Linked DNA regions of Homo sapiens: region 1 is linked to region 2. A link is a loop called in an ENCODE intact Hi-C map of the cell type or tissue named here. Cell type or tissue: ascending aorta. All regions are shown on one strand.

What was found. Peaks named below come from ENCODE experiments on the same cell type or tissue, not always from the same donor. Only the 100,000 strongest peaks of a DNase experiment are listed, where the experiment ranks them.
Region 1: a loop joins it to region 2, with 5 times the contacts of the local background. A loop is called at or near these places in 69 of 110 quality-filtered maps.

What each region holds. Positions count from the first base shown.
Region 1 is chr10:110,275,023-110,283,022 of GRCh38, forward strand. MXI1 (MAX interactor 1, dimerization protein) reads left to right here. Exons shown (of 6, transcript NM_130439.3): 4 at 4,158-4,272; 5 at 4,892-5,063. Among named protein-coding and RNA genes, the nearest start is that of SMNDC1, 26 kb to the right of the region's middle. In ascending aorta, a CTCF peak has its summit at 4,544 (motif pointing left); a DNase peak (open chromatin) is centred at 4,549; H3K4me3 peaks cover 514 bases; H3K27ac peaks cover 5,788 bases.
Region 2 is chr10:109,879,508-109,887,507 of GRCh38, forward strand. It overlaps XPNPEP1 (X-prolyl aminopeptidase 1), which reads right to left. Exons shown (of 21, transcript NM_020383.4): 8 at 6,739-6,834; 9 at 4,560-4,641; 10 at 2,925-3,135; 11 at 1,335-1,424; 12 at 681-731. Among named protein-coding and RNA genes, the nearest start is that of XPNPEP1, 40 kb to the right of the region's middle. In ascending aorta, CTCF peaks have their summits at 4,842 (motif pointing right) and 5,044; a DNase peak (open chromatin) is centred at 4,904; H3K4me3 peaks cover 1,014 bases; H3K27ac peaks cover 1,623 bases.

The sequences.
Region 1 (8,000 bases), 400 kb after region 2:
GACCACCATGCCTGGCTAATTTTTGTATTTTTAGTAGACACAGGGTTTCACCATGTTGGCCAGACTGGTCTCGAACTCCTGACCTCAGAAGATCCACCCACCTCGGCCTCCCAAAGTGCTGGGATTACAGGCATGAGCTACCGCACCCAGCCTGTGAATAAGGATTTTCAAATCAAACCAAGCTTTTTTCTTCTATTGCTTGTCCTTTTTCCTTCCCCCAAAGTCTTACAGCACCCATGATTTGGCAGCCTCATACAGGAGGCTCTTGAGCTACCAGTCACATGAGAATGAAGGCAAGAAAAGAAGGGACCAGATGGCATCAAAAGATATGCCTTTCTAGGTCACTGGTGGTTAAGCTTGCAATCTGGTTACCAACAGGGAGACTTATGGGGGAAAGGGTGGAGAGCAGCATCATTGAAAAGGAAGAATAATTTTGCCATACAATTGCTGTTCTAAGAATTTGCAGGAGAGAAAAAAAACTTAGACACTGAGGAGAATCGATTTTTCTGATTTAACTCTTTCCAGTTTACAGTTACAGGGCATCCATTGCTCTTGGAAGGGTACATTTACCTAAGTGGCAGCTAAGGACATGTGGTAACTGTGTGCATTATTTGGATGGGACTCTCCCTCTTGGTCAGCTGCTGTTCTTCAACTGCCATTAACCATTTGTTATTCTACTCTCCAAATGCCTGTTTCATTTAAATACAAAAACTTAAGGAAATGACATGTATCTTCCACAGGTACACCTCTGTCCACAAGAGCAGAGGAAATAATTCACTGTTCATCTTTCATATTAATACCGATTTTGGAGGACTGTATTTACAAAATATGAAGAATGGCATCACTGGCCTTTGTGAGATATCTCAGGGTATATTTTCTTGGTGTAAGCTGTATCTCAGAGCAGATGAATAATTATTTGACAATAAAATGTTCAGTAGTGGCTAAAAAAAATATCTTTTAGAGCATTCTGCCTTCCCTGTTCATTTAGGCATTTTTCAAACTTTGGTCTGGGTACCTCCTGATTTGTCGGTGCATTGCAGATCCTCAGACAGCTGAAACTAGCTGATTATTTCCATATAGAATTCCAGCTCAGTTGTTTTCCCTTGAAGGAGAGAAAATAAGGCATTTTAAATTTTATGTTTAAACTTGGTCCCAGTCTATAAATTTAGGTCCTTTACTTTTTAAATTACCTAGAAAATCCTCGCTTTTTCATACACAAATTCTATATTATTCAAGTCCAAAGTCAAATTTGAACCTCTTTTACAGGTCTACCTCCTCCAATTACAATCTCTCCATTTATTCAGATTTTTTCAATTTTATGTTTAAACTTGGTCCCAATCCATAAATTTAGGTCCTTTACTTTTAAAATTACCTAGCAAATCCTCACTTTTTCATAGACAAATTCAATATTCTTTAAGTCCAAAGTCAGATTTCAACCTCTTTTACAAGTCTCCCTCCTCTGATTACAATCTCTCGATTTATTCAGATTCTGTTGTCCTTGATATCTGTATGACTCATTCAGTATGGACCAAATGAAACAAAGTAATATGTTTCTTTCTGTAGTCTTGAGTGTAAACTCTTAAAGTTAACATTTTTTTTTTACTTTTCCTTCTCAAGCAAGTGTCTGGAACAGTGCTGAGTATGTAAAATCCATGTAATAAATACATGGAATGATTAAAGAGAGAAAAAATTTTAATATGTTAGTTATTTTCATTCTAGGTTTTAGCAAGTATCACAAAACGGAAAATAGACTCACCTTTCTTTTCCTTGATGTGAAAGTTTATGGAATCATTTTGATTTTCCTTTCTTTCTTTTCTTTTCTTTTTTTTTTTTTTTCTTCCTGAGGCAGAGTTTCACTCTGTGGCTCAGGCAGAATGCAGTGGCGCCATCTTGGCTCACTGCAACCTCCACCTGCTGGGTTCAAGCGATTGTTGTGCCTCAGCCTCCCGAGTAGCTGGGATTACAGGCGTGCACCACCATGCGCAGCTAACTTTTATATTTTTAGTAGAGATGAGGTTTTACTGGGTTGGCCAGGCTGGTCTCGAACTCTTGGCCTCAGTCTGCCCACCTTGGCCTCCCAAAGTGCTGGGATTATAGGCATGAGCCACCATGCCCAGCCCATTTTAAGTTTCTTAAAAACTAAAAAATAAAAGATAATTCTTACATATACTGAAGTTTTGGAGTTAATTTGAACCAAATTGACAAGGTATTCTTGCGGTAATGTGCTTGTTAACTTTACTAGTTGCTTTGTTGAGTTTTTTAGAAGACTGAATTTAAAGCAGGATTGTCTATTAGTGTAGCTGCCAGTCTTTGTTTCCACGCTCCAGTCATATTATATGAGTGCAGTTGTTATCATATGCCATAATAATCTTAATGAAGAGTTTAAAGGCACTTTTTACTCTGGTGTTTTGTTGTTGTTGCTGTTTGTTTGCTTTTTTTGGTCTGCTGAGCAAGAGCACTGTGGTCACATGAGAATCCTCACCTAAGAAATTTTCCAGTTAAAAATGAAAATTTTGTTAAAGGTTCTATGCATTTGGGTAGTACAGCAGGGGAGGAAAGTGACTTTGAAGTTGTTAAATATCATTAAGGAGAATCCATTGATATACCTTTGATTTAGGGATTCCTTTATCCACACCAGTTACGTCAGGTTTCAGCCTGGACCCAATTATTAGACCTGAGGTACTGAACTCAATAAAGAAATTTGAAATGGAAATACTGTCAGACCTTTAACTATAGTTAGGTTAGTAGGTGCTAGAAGAATCTTAATTCATTAGCCAAACCTCTGACCTCACTACCCTTAATCATCCTTGCTTGTCATGACATAATTGGCTGCTTATTGCCTTCTCCTACCTCTCTTTTCAAATTGCTAGCCTTTGAGAATTTCACTTGACATTATTTCTTGTCTATTAAGACAGAGAAAGCGCATAGTTTGGTGTGTGAATTAGCAAAACCATTTTAGTCCTCTTTCAGAAGAGAATGGAGGGTGTGTGTTTTGTTCTTGATGCAGTTAAGACAGTTACCAAAAGTTCAATTATAGGTCTTTAAGGACTAGGGGTAAACTGTGAACGTATTTGTGGATTTTCTTTTCAGATATGCTGTTAACTGCTGAATTACCTTACCCCTTATGAAACACAGGACCAAAGATGTGGACTAGTATTGTTTTAGGATGAAGTTAAATACTCAGAACTCTCTCATCACCATGATCATAGTTCTTTTAGGGCACAGGGAAGGTAAATCCATGAGGTTCTCTGCTAGCATTTCTAGGAGAAATTTCCCTCAACTTTCCCACAGGAAGGATAGATTAGAGAATGCAATGACTTTCAGTAAGTAATTTTTGTCACCTGTTGTCCTTGTGGATTGGAGGCAGGTAGTGAGAGAGACGAGAGAGGAAGAGAAAAAAGAAATAAAAATTAAGCTAACGAGCTAGCACACTTAGATAGGAAGCAGGGGATTATTTTATGGGTTATTTCTGTGGCTAGAATTGACCACAGGGCATATATTTTGTCTAACCCTACCCTAGCTGGTCACAGAATTTTGCTGTTTCTGTTGTATTGGAGTATAAGAAATCAACATTTTTATAAGTGAAAAGTGGTTGAATATCAGAAATTTCATGTGGTTCAAACTAATATATAACAACATGTAACACACTGTAGGATGGCTACAGTTGTAGAGAGGTAGGGTGTGTGTGTGTGTGTGTGTGTGTGTGCCCACACACGTGCAAGCAAGTAAAAGGTGGGAGGGGGGAAATAGAAACTTGTGAGCATATTATATTCCCTTGGGGTACCATAGCTGAAAACCTCTCCTCTCGCCTGTGGTTTTAGTTATTCAAGATCAAATACAATTGTCCTGGTATGTTTTCACACTTCCATATTAATACAGTTGAGACAGTTTATGGGGTGAGTTAAAAAATAAACCATCTTGACAGAGATTACCATTGGGGATAATAATCTAAAGTGAGTGTTGTCTAAAGAGTACAACAGAAATAGCAGAGACTGAAATGCGGCCACCCCTACATTCTTTGACAGTGGAGAATTAGGGGTGTGACATCTATCCTATAGGCTGAATAAATGCAAATTATTGTTTATCTTAAAATAGGTTTTATGATATTTCTAGTGAAATAACCAGACTGTGCTGATTTGACTTTTTGTCTTTCTTAGACGAGCTCATCTGCGCCTTTGTTTAGAACGCTTAAAAGTTCTGATTCCACTAGGACCAGACTGCACCCGGCACACAACACTTGGTTTGCTCAACAAAGCCAAAGCACACATCAAGGTGAGAATTTTTACTTTCAGATTTGCACAATTCCCTCAGTTCTGGTTTAATTATTGGCACTGATTCCTATTCATATACATCAGCTAGTTCACCATGCCCTCCTTAATAACTGACCTCAAGAGAAGTCTTTCTAAAAACTTACCAGCTAATCTGATGGGAACAACATAACCTGATTAAACTAAATTGTTTTGACAGCGTGGCCATTTGAAGAACTGAGAACACTAGGAAAATAACAATTACCCTCTTCATACTCGGAAGGCAGTTGTGCCCTCTGGTGGAGATGACTTCATTTGGCTGTGTCCTTCCGTATTTTTCCATCAAATACCATACTAGAGGAAGTTTCTCCGTGGAGATTACTTTACAGACTTTTAGAAGTCCATCTTGTTCAAGTAACATAGCATTCATTACATACACACAAAAGTAAAGACAAAACTATTTTTTATTTTTAAAAATATGTATTTATATGCATTCTCATTTTGGAGGCTTTAAAATGTATTTATATATTTTTATACACACTCACACATGTATATTCATTCATGTTTTCTCTGCTAAAGGAGGAATCAGTTTTATTGTTTGTACTGGACTATACACAAATGTAAAAATCATTTCATCATTTCAGAAACTTGAAGAAGCTGAAAGAAAAAGCCAGCACCAGCTCGAGAATTTGGAACGAGAACAGAGATTTTTAAAGTGGCGACTGGAACAGCTGCAGGGTCCTCAGGAGATGGAACGAATACGAATGGACAGCATTGGATCAACTATTTCTTCAGATCGTTCTGATTCAGAGCGAGGTAGGCAGCTTGCCTCTTCTCTAATGAAATACTAAACATCTCTGTATCTGGATTTAGGGAAGGTATGTTGGGAGGCACTGTATTTGCTTTCTTTCTAGCCAACAGAGTAACATTGTAGGTTTTATGCAATCATAATATTGTCTACAGCAGTGCCAGTGTGGACTATAAAACTTTTTGTTTTTTCCTTGAAAAAAAATATATTTATATATTTATATTATAAATTATATAATGTCCCTCAATTTAGGTTTGTCTGATGTTTTCAAATGATTAGATTGAGGGTATACAGTTGGGGTAAGGAATATCACAGAAATGATGTTGTGCCCGGTGGCTCATGCCTGTAATCCCAGCACTCTGGGAGGCCAAGGCGGGCAGATCACAAGGTCAGGAGATCGAGGCCATCCTGGCTAACATGGTAAAATCCTGTCTCTACTAAAAATACAAAAAATTAGACGGGCGTGGTGGCAGGCGCCTGTAGTCCTAGCTACTCGGGAGGCTGAGGCAGGAGAATGGCGTGAACCCGGGAGGCGGAGCTTGCAGTGAGCCGAGATCATGCCACTGCGCTCCAGCCTGGGCAACAGAGTGAGGTTCCGTCTCAAAAAAAAAAAAAAGAAAAGAAATGATGTTGTGCCTTTCTCAATCCATTGTGTCAGGAAGATACACGATGTCGAAGTTTTTACTACTGGTGATGTGAATTTTTATATGTAGATTTTAAAGTACAACACCCTTTATTTCTCTTTCCATCTATCCTAGAATATTTATCTTTGACAGAGTTAAAGAACAGAAGTCAACCAAAAAAGAATGGTTTGAATTTTACTGATTGTTCTTCCCAAAGCTTCCACCACATCAGGCTTCATATCACATTAAAAGATCCCAGAGGTGAACACTGGTGATTTGAAGTCTTACATTTGGAGAAAGGAGCTCATGAGCTCTTTAGGATTCTAAAACATGAGACAAGTGACAGAGTTTTTTTGTTTGTTTGTTTTTAGGACTCTGATTTTGTTTTTTGTTTTTGACTTTTTTAAGTGGAAATTTTCAAACATACTTAGAATAGAATAATGAACTCCTGTATACCCACCATTCAGTTTGAATAGCTGTCAACTTGTTTCATCTGTTCTTCACTACGCTCACCCTCAATATTTTTTCTGGAATGCTTTAACTCAAATCCCAGATAACATCATTTTGCCCCTAAATACTTTAGTATGTATCTTGAATAAATAGGATTTTTAAAAATGTAATTATAATGCTATTATAATACCCCACAAAATTAATTCAGATAATCTTTTTTAATATCATCTAATACCCAGTCTGTGATACATTTTCTCCAGTTGTCTCAAAAATGGCATTTTACCATTGGTATGTTTAAATCAGGATCCAAAGGCCACATTGCATTTGTTTGATGTGCCTTTTAAGATATTAATCTATAATAATTTTTTCTCTTCCCCCTACACCGTTTTGGTAGAAACAAAAACTGATTTCTACATAACATCTCAAAAAGACTTCTTTGGCAGAGAAAACATGAAGGAATATATAGGTATAGATCTGTGTGTTGTATATATGTACATATTTTTTTAAACATCAAGAGACTGAGTCATTTTTCTTATAGAATTTCCTACATCCTAGATTTGGCTGGTTGAATCCTCATGGTGTCATTTAACATGTTATGTCCTTTATATTGACTGTAAACTGGTTGGTAGATGCAGAATACTTCATAGGTGGTGCTTTGTACTTCCTGTTATGTCAGTATTGTGTGTAGTTGTTGTTGCACTTTTAATATTAATCAATAGGTTCAGGTAAGGTCATTTTAATACATTTATATAAATGTATAGCCTTTAACTTAACAGTTTTAGCAATTATTGCCCTTATTTCATTGGGTGTCATAAAATAGTGATTTTCTAATTGTGTCATTCCTCTTGTATTTATAAACTGTTTTTCTCCTATAAACATTTTCTCATCAACTTTTCGGTTATCCTGAAATAAAGTTCATACAGGGAAGGTGGGATAAATGCTTGGTCTTGGTTTTTGCTTTATCAGTTTTCCAAACAGAGTTGGTAACCTAGCAGCTTCCAGAAGTAACAAGTTTTGGTTTTACTATTTTTTGATTATATCATGAACTCATGTTTTGCTGTACTGAATGTGTTCCAATCCATTGCAGTCATCCTTTTAAATTCTTTTGAATGCTCAAACTGTCCCAGATTTGCTGAGTAGGAGCCTTTTAAATAGTTTTTTCATCCTTTTTAACGCAACCTTTTTAACACAACCCTAGGAGTTCTTGTTTTTCTGTTTTGTTATTTTTCTATGTAAAAGTTTATTTTTGTGTGGCAGTTTTCAAGAAAAGTCTACCAGAGGCAGTAGCAAGAACCTGAAGTACATGCTACATTTATCAGTAACAGTGAAATATAGCAGAAATAACCCTGACCTTGGTGTCCCAGTCTTTCCTCTATTGCTAACTAGCGGAAACCTCTTCTTAGGTCTTTAGGTTTTAGCTGTCCTTCCTGTTACCTCCTCCTTGTACCCACCCCAACTACCTCCAAATTTCAGAGAGGAGGGTGTATTTTCATCACTATAGCTCTCATTTTTTTTTAGTGTTCCCAGTGTACCTTACTTTAGCGGTACCTTACCAAGTACCATCCTTATCCTGAGCTGGCAACCTCCTTTTTGTAGTGTTATGGGGGCTTTTAGTTAACATCTGTGGTACACTTGGCTAAAGCAGTTTCTCATTTTACTTTGTTTTTTTGGGTTTTTAAAAAATTTTTTTAAACATATTTTTAAATTTTATTAAAATAGAGATGGGCCTTGTTGCCCAAGTGGTCTCAAACTCCTGGGCTCAAGCAATCCTCCTGCCTTGGCTTCCCAAAGTGCTGGGATTATAGGTGTGAGCCACTGTGTTGGCCATCATTTTACTTTATTTTGACTGAGTTCAGCATGCTCTTTTGGATA
Region 2 (8,000 bases):
TGCAGTGAGCCGAGATCACACCACTGCACTCCAGCCTGGGTGACAGAGTGAGACTCCGTCTCAAAAAATAAAATAAAATAAAATAATAATAATAATTTACATAGATGAACAATCACCAGAAGGAAACATGAGGGAAAAAGTTACACTAGTGGGAATAAAGACAATATTTTCTTTTCCCAATTAAAGAGTTGTTTATACAATACTTAAAGGGAACATGATATTGTTTAATAACACCACAGAGAAACCACCCTCTTGTCAACTAGAGCAAGAAATTAATGGCCAAGAGTCAATTTAATATAAAAAGGCTCAAGGCTTAAACTGAAGTTCAAAATGTACACAAAGATCTTTTTCTCCTAATACAATCAGCTTGCCTATAATAATATTATAAGACTCATTTTTCCTTATAATGAAATTCCACTTAGTTATGATTCCCTAACCCAAAAAGCATCCACTCTATTATGGAACTTTTCTTCATTCTTGTTACTATTTTCATAATTAAGGAATTTTGAAATCTACACACACCAAATTTCCAGAGAGAATTATTAAAATAGAGCCCAAAAATTTGATGAAGATCTCAGATCTCATGGTCAGCAGAGCATGGGAGATGCTAGAGTTAGAATCACATATAGGTAGGTCTGAATAATGTATATCCACATATTAAACAAAGACTAAGAACCAACCTCTTTCTCCAGCCAGTTAAAGAGTTCACAGAGAGCAACAGCATCTTTAATCTGTGCAAACAATGGAGACATTTTTTAAGTTATCACTGAAAATCACGTGACCAGATTCAGAGCCTAGCCCTAATGCAATACTGAGAAGGCTGTACCTGCAGGGCCACACATCATCAGCAACCAGAGCTTTACATGTGGACATTTCTGGGAAGCTGGTGTGTGCAGCAACTCCCATTATCAGGGAAAGGCTCCTCTGCTATTCAGTAGTTCAGGTACAATCAGGAAGGGCCCCACCTCAGAGCACAGGGAGCTCCTCCAAAAGGTTAACTTAAAGGTTAAGAACCCTACAGGGGCCAGGAAAAAACAGGCCACTATCAAAAGCCACCTCTGGGCCCAAAATCTTTCTTCATCAGCATCACGTCATCACCATCATCTACACTGTGAACATCAATATCTCCTTTTGTATTGTGTATTATACTTTGTAAAGATCTAATCCATCAAGTATTTTATTTCATTCCCTCAATAACTCCTCCTGGAAGGCCAGGAGGCTGAGGCTCAGAGAGATTCTAACCTTGTGCCAGGCTCAATGCCACAGAGGAGGTGAAGGAGCCGGGCCTTCTGACCACCTCACATCCCATCTTCTGCACCAGCTCCTCTACTCACGTGAGCCCGCCTCATGCCTTCTGACTCAGCTGAATTCTTCACAGCTTTGGCGATGCAGATGGGGGTGTAAGGCATACAGCAGCGGTGGTCCTAGAGGCAAAGGGCAGTAGGGTGGGAAATCAAACCGGCTCCACCCACCCAAGACCAAGGCAACAACCTTTTTGCTCAGCAAAACTTACTTTAGACAAATCATTTGAAGAGCTCCCACTGGCGACCCATATAGCTATCCCCTGGGGCCCCAACGACCTGTCCCTTTTGATTGATGACCCTGAGCTTAAGCTCAACCAAAAAGAGTAAGTACATCAAACAAGGTGTCTCTCTTCCATCCCTCACTCCCTTAGCTCTTTGAGACTGCTGGCTGCCTGCCGTCAGCAAGACATTGCTTTCCAAGCCACTGTGGTTGTGGTTAGAGTTCACTAACACTGAAAGCTTGACCGAAATCACCCTTCTCTTGCTGTACAAAGGGGGCTTTTTCTCCCTGTCTAGCCATGCACATGACCTGATGAGTGAGGTCTCCTGCTCCCTCCCTTCCCGCCCAGTGGTCCTATCTCAGCTACTGATAATAATCTGATCTTGAAGGGCTGGAGAAGACCCTTTCCAATTTGAGAACAAGTTAGAATCCAGCAGAGGGGCCTCAGCACACCTGGCACTTGCACAAAGCTTCTAAAATTGCTTTTGTGATCTTATCTCCTTTTCTCTTTCTCTCCAGAGAGAGAGGAGAGAGAGAGAGGAGGAGTCACACTGTGTGTGATGATGGCAGGGGTACAATGGCAAGCCAGATCTAGAGAGCCAGGCCTGGATTCTTCCCAGGATGCCCCACTGCTCAGTGGAGAAGAAAGGACATCACTGGGCTTGCCAAAGGCCACTTGGCAGCCAGAGGCCCAGGGGAGGACAGTAGAAAAGCCTACCTCTAAAGAGGCCTGGATTCCAGTCCCATCCCAGACCCTAATGAAAATGAGGCAACAAGTGTCAGCTGCTTAGCACTGCCCAGCAAGGGCTCAGTAAAGGGCAAGGCTATCACTATCACTTGAATTTGACAAATCCCCAAATCCCCAACTCCCCAATCCTCTCTGAGCCTCAAGTGTCCTTAGCTATAAAATGTGGTGCGGCAGAAGGAGGGGGTAGAGAAGCATTTCCCAAGCTTCAAGCATTCTTATACCACCTGCACAGCTTTTACCCTAGCTTCTTAACTGCTGTACCCTTATTCACTTAGTACTTTACTTTAGACCATCTTTAAATCAGCTTTATTAAATTCAACTTTATTTTAAATAATTATATCATGAACTCATGCTAGTTATGTTTTTTCTATTATATGCTAAATGCTGTTAAAACAGATATATTTAAGCAAACCTAAATAATAATGTGTACCACCTAAAATAATCTCTCATGCCACACTCTGGAAAACACAAGACTCAACAAGCAATAAGGGCCCTCAGGCTCTTGCTATGGCTCCAGCTTTAAGGCCTCATCCATGGAGACCACAGTTCTGATCCAACAGGCAGCCTCAGAAATCTGCCTGTGCTCCAAAGACAATACCAGAACTGGGAAGGGGGTGGCAGAGTTTAGATGGGCCAAAGTGGGGTCACCAACCTTGGGGATGGTCTCGCTCACAGCATAGCTGGCCTTGTCACTGACCCACACCTTCTCCCTTGGGGAGAGGTCAGCACACAGGGCCTTGAGCTCGCTCAGGATGGACTTGTAGGGATGCACCTGGATCCTGTATTCGGCTTCCAGACCCAAGTCAAGAAGCAGGTGCTCCTTCACACTGGGGGCGTCTATGCGGTCACCATCAATGAAGAGCCTGCAGATGGAGGAGAGGTGGGTGGCAGAAAAAGGAGGGAACATGAGTGAGAGGTGGCAACACAGACACACATACACATCAGGCTCTGTTTCCTGGCAACCAAAACCAAGCCCCTTTTCTCTCCTCCCCACTCCTTTCCCAAATCCTGCCCTCCAAGGTGCATTCCCTGCCCCCATCCACCCAATCTGCCAAGCCAGAAATCTGGGCAGTGTCCTCCTTCACTGATGACCCTCTTCCCGTCCTTCATTAAGACCTTGGGACCCACAGCCTAAATCTCCATCTAATCTGTCCAGCTCATCTACAGCCTCGCCCAGTCACCACTCAGGTTCAGGTCCCACCATCTCTCACTTGGGTTAGTGCCACAGCCTCTAAGTCTTTCCCCATCTACCGATGTTTCAGTCATAATATTCTTTACAACTTGTACATCTAACATGTGGTTCCCTCTGAAAAATTCGTTCAATAGCTTCCCACTATTCTTGTTCAGAAAAAGAACCCAAGCTCCTGAATGTGGCCCACAAGGCCTCTCTTTTCTGTGGCCCCTGCTCACATTCTGGCCTCACTATGTTCTGACCTCACTGAACCACTTCAGGTCCTCCACATGCACTGTGCTCTCTACTGTCCAGAGTCTCTGAAAATGCTGTTCCCTCTGCTTGGATCATGGTTCCCCGCCCCTCCTCACCCTGCCATTCACCTAACTCACCCACATTTATCCTTACTCTCTGCTTCAAAATATTACTTTCCCCAAGAGTCTGCTCTGATCTCCAAGTCTAGGTCAGGCCCCTCTCGTAACACCTGTATCTGTCCCACAAGCAGACTGGTGCCCACTTATGTGCCCAAATACTTTAGAAAGAGGACATGCTCATCTCCCCAACTCCAGCCAAGGACCCCGTCCTGTTTCAGTCACCCTAGCACCTAACAGAGACCCTTAGCACATCACCAGCACTTAATAAATGTGTTGTCTTAATGCAAAAAGCTATTGAAATAGAACAGTAATGAAAAGAAGGCCACACGAAATGCTTTGAAAAAATAAACTGACAATTCAACAAAGCGTAGTTGGAGGGGTTTTCCCATATTATTTTTGACCTTCAAAATGACTGGGTTTATTTGCATTGTGGACCCAGAATTGTATAATTGAGCATATATACCCCTTAACACTGGCTGCTAGAAAACTTGACATCAAATGGGTGGCCCGAACTATAGACACTTTCATGCGTTTCAAACCATTTTGGGGGCTCAAAGAGAGGCAGGATATAAATAAACACCTACTGCTAAGGAAAACAAGAAGGGAAAATGTTAAAAGGGCAAGAAAAAAGAAGCACATCAGTGAAATATCAGGCAGTGATGGGTGGGCCAGGACCAGAAAGGGCACACTAGGGCTCTGAGGAGCTCTGGAAGGGAGTTCCAGATGCAGGGCAAACACTCACATGATCGTCTCTAGTCCTATGATTGCGTAGGAGAAAAATACTGGATTGTGCTCCACATCTGATCCTCGGAGATTAAATAGCCCTAGAAAAGAAATCAAAATCCCTGTCACCTGTCTGACTTAAGATGTTAAGGGGTCGCTTGTAGCGGGAGGGAAGAGCTTCAGCTTGGAGTCCAGCTGCTGCGCAAGGATTCAGTGGAATCGCACAGAAAGGCTGGAAGCCTGACTCCCGTCTGGTTCCACCTCTGAGCTGCAATTGCTCATGTCCACCACGTGATGGCACCAGAGCTGTTTCTCAGGCTTCCACATCACTGCCCGGAGAAGGGAATAAAAGCTATTAGTTGAAATCCTGAGAACTGCCCCCACAAGGAGTTGAAATGATCCGCCTAGTGGTGACCTGCCAGGCCTGGCCTTGAAGCCGACAAACCTCTGGCGCTCCCAAATAAAAAGGAAGGAGACGAGCACTCTCTCCCTTCTGAGGCAGATGACCTAGGGTAGAAAAACTGAGACCCTCCCACAAGGGAAGCCAGGCAAGCCTCCTCTGTAAGGGTCAGTGAGCCCCATGGAGACGGAGCTTCCTGTCAGAGGTGGAAAGAAAAGCAGTGAGTCAGCAAGGCTGCAGCTCACCAATGAAATCAGAGCCTGCAGCCCACCCATGGGTCTGCTCTGGCACCACGACTGGGTGGGGGACCTGCGGACAGCCAGTAACAGTGATGTTGCTGAACGTCTGAGAACTAGACAGACCAGGAGAGAGCACAGTTCTGGTCCCAGGACTTCCAGCTTCCGTCACTTGTTCTCATGAGGATCAGAGCAAAAAAACGCCTGGGCATTAAAAGTATAACCTCTATTTTAAAATAATGGCTTCTTAAAGTGATGAGGCACCATTTTTTACCTATCATACTAGCACTTCTTTAAAAATGACAGTACCTGGTGTTCAGGTGTGGCAAGACAGACAAATTCAAATACAAAGGTGCAAACTTTCTGGCAGACAAAGGGCAAGATGAGTCAAAAGCCCTAAAAGCCAACCAGAAATAGGAAGAAAATTATCAAACACTAAGACATGGATTCATGAACCAAGATTTTGATGGTAGCATCATAATAAATTACAGGATTACTGCAAATAACCCAAAGGTCATCCTTAGGGAAACAGTTAAATAAATTATGGTATAACCACATGATGGAGTATTTAATACTCACTTAAAATTATGCTTGTATATGCTTATAGTGTACTGATACAGTGAAAAAATCAGGCTATAAAATGATATATGCATAGAATATTGACACTGATTATCTCTAAGTAACAGAATTTATACGTGATTTTTTTTTTCTTCTTTTTACTTCCTCTGCATTTTCCAAGTTTTCTATCATGGGATTGTGTTTTTGTTACAATCAGGGAGAGAGAAAAGTTTTACAGGTGTTTTTCTCTGACGTTGAGATCATTAAGTTAATTAGGGATGTAAGTCACTGACACACTTGACAATGTTTTGTGGATGGAAGATGCAGGGACTGAAGAGAGAGGACACTGCAGTAGGGTCTCATTCTCTAGTGAGAAGGCAAAAAGATAAAGCAGTGCCTCTTCTCAGTTGCCCTGGGTCAAATCCACTCAGAAACCAGAAGACAGGACAGGAAGGTTCAACCAGATTCCGTCAGGTTTTAGATGAAAGAAGGTGCTGAACAACTGCATGAAGGTGGGTTAAGGTCCAAAGACTGAGAAACTACTATTACATCAAAGGGCTTGGGGAGGAACTTTTAGTTCCTAGTTTTCTGAGGTAGAAATGCTCCCAGAACATTCTCACTATAAAGACCTTAGGAAACCACAGGACAAGTGTAAAGAAAGAAGGCCTCTCCTATGAGCCCACTTCTACACCTACAGAGGCTGACAGACATAAAATATTTGTAGGAAATGCCCTTCCTCAGAGGTGCCATGGTCCTGAGGGACTGGCCAGAGGTGGGCATCACCCAGCTGTAATACTGCTCTGGACAAGCCTCACTCCCCTCCCCAGCTCCCTGTAATTCTTTCTCCTTCATCCTAGTTGGCATCTCCTATACCCATTTGGTGACGTAGTCTTCTTCTTATTCCCTGGCCACTCAGAAAGTTGAATGGCATGAACACACAGATACCCAGAGACCCAAAGGAGAGATCGGGTAACATGCCCAAACAGCGAAACCAGAGCACTCACACGCAATCTCATCCAAGGCAGTGACCACAAACCACATGACGTTCCTCTCAGCCATTTTCAACCGAAGGTCTGCAACCTTGTCCTTCCAGGAGATGCCTGCAAGAAACAAATGTGCTTTAACTCCAGCCCTGGTCCCAGAAAGCAGTAGGAACCCAGTGAAAGAACCTACCCTAAACATCTTTAATCAGCACCATTTCTTACAGGAGCACGCTACTTAAACAGGCAGGAGGCCTGGATTCAAGCCCTATACAAGAAGTGTCCAAGCCACTTGACTGTCGTGAGCCTTGATTGCCTCACCAGTAAAATTCATTCATTTACGCATCCCACAAATGCCTGTGTAACATCTAGATCTGCCAGGCATAGATACGTGCCAGGCACTCTGCTGGTCACTGTGGTTACAGATCTGAGCCAGACCCAGTCCCTGTCTTCATGGGGCTTACAATATAGAAGGGAAGACAGATAATTAAACCAGCAATTAACACACTACTGTAAATACTGATGCAACAGGGGACACACAGGGACCTATATCAACACACTACCCAGCAAAGGGAACTCACCCAGTCTCAGGGGTCAGGGGAACAGCACCCACCACTTGATGTTCCTGGGGGCTGCAAGACTTGCCTTTCAGTGCTAAGACCTAGGAATTCCCTGTAGTCTGACTCACTGTGATTACCACTTCCAAATCACACTTGCCCTTTCAGACACTGCCAAGGCCTCTCTGTTGCTCTGCAAGATGAAATCGTGGTGCTAGAGGAGCTCACCCCATTGCCACCACAACCACCCTACCAGGGCAGCATTCATAACTCAGGGAACAGCCACCTGTGAGCAGGGTGGGCATCTGTCTTATTCACTCAGCACCTCGCACAGCATCCTGCAGATAGTAGGCACCCAAATGTGTACTGAACAGCAACATTTGCTCTCCCCTCTCCTATAAGCAACAAGTCAGAGCTTCTGCTCTAGTGAAAAAAACTTCAAACCACGCTGATGGAAAATATTTAGCTGACCCTGGGCCACTCACTGGACCCATCCTCCCCATTCCGCAATACCCCTCTGGTGAGGATGTCACACAAGAAAGCAGGCTGGGGCTGCCCCCACACCCAGGGCTGCACTGAAGATCAGTTCGGGAATGCTGTTTAAAACTTGGCCCAGAATCTAGGCTGTCACGCTTTCTTCCCAGGACCCCTCTGGGCAATCTGCCTACATTCCACAGCCATCCCCCATCTACCTCTGTTTCTACAGCAAGACGCCCTCCCCTGCAGCCC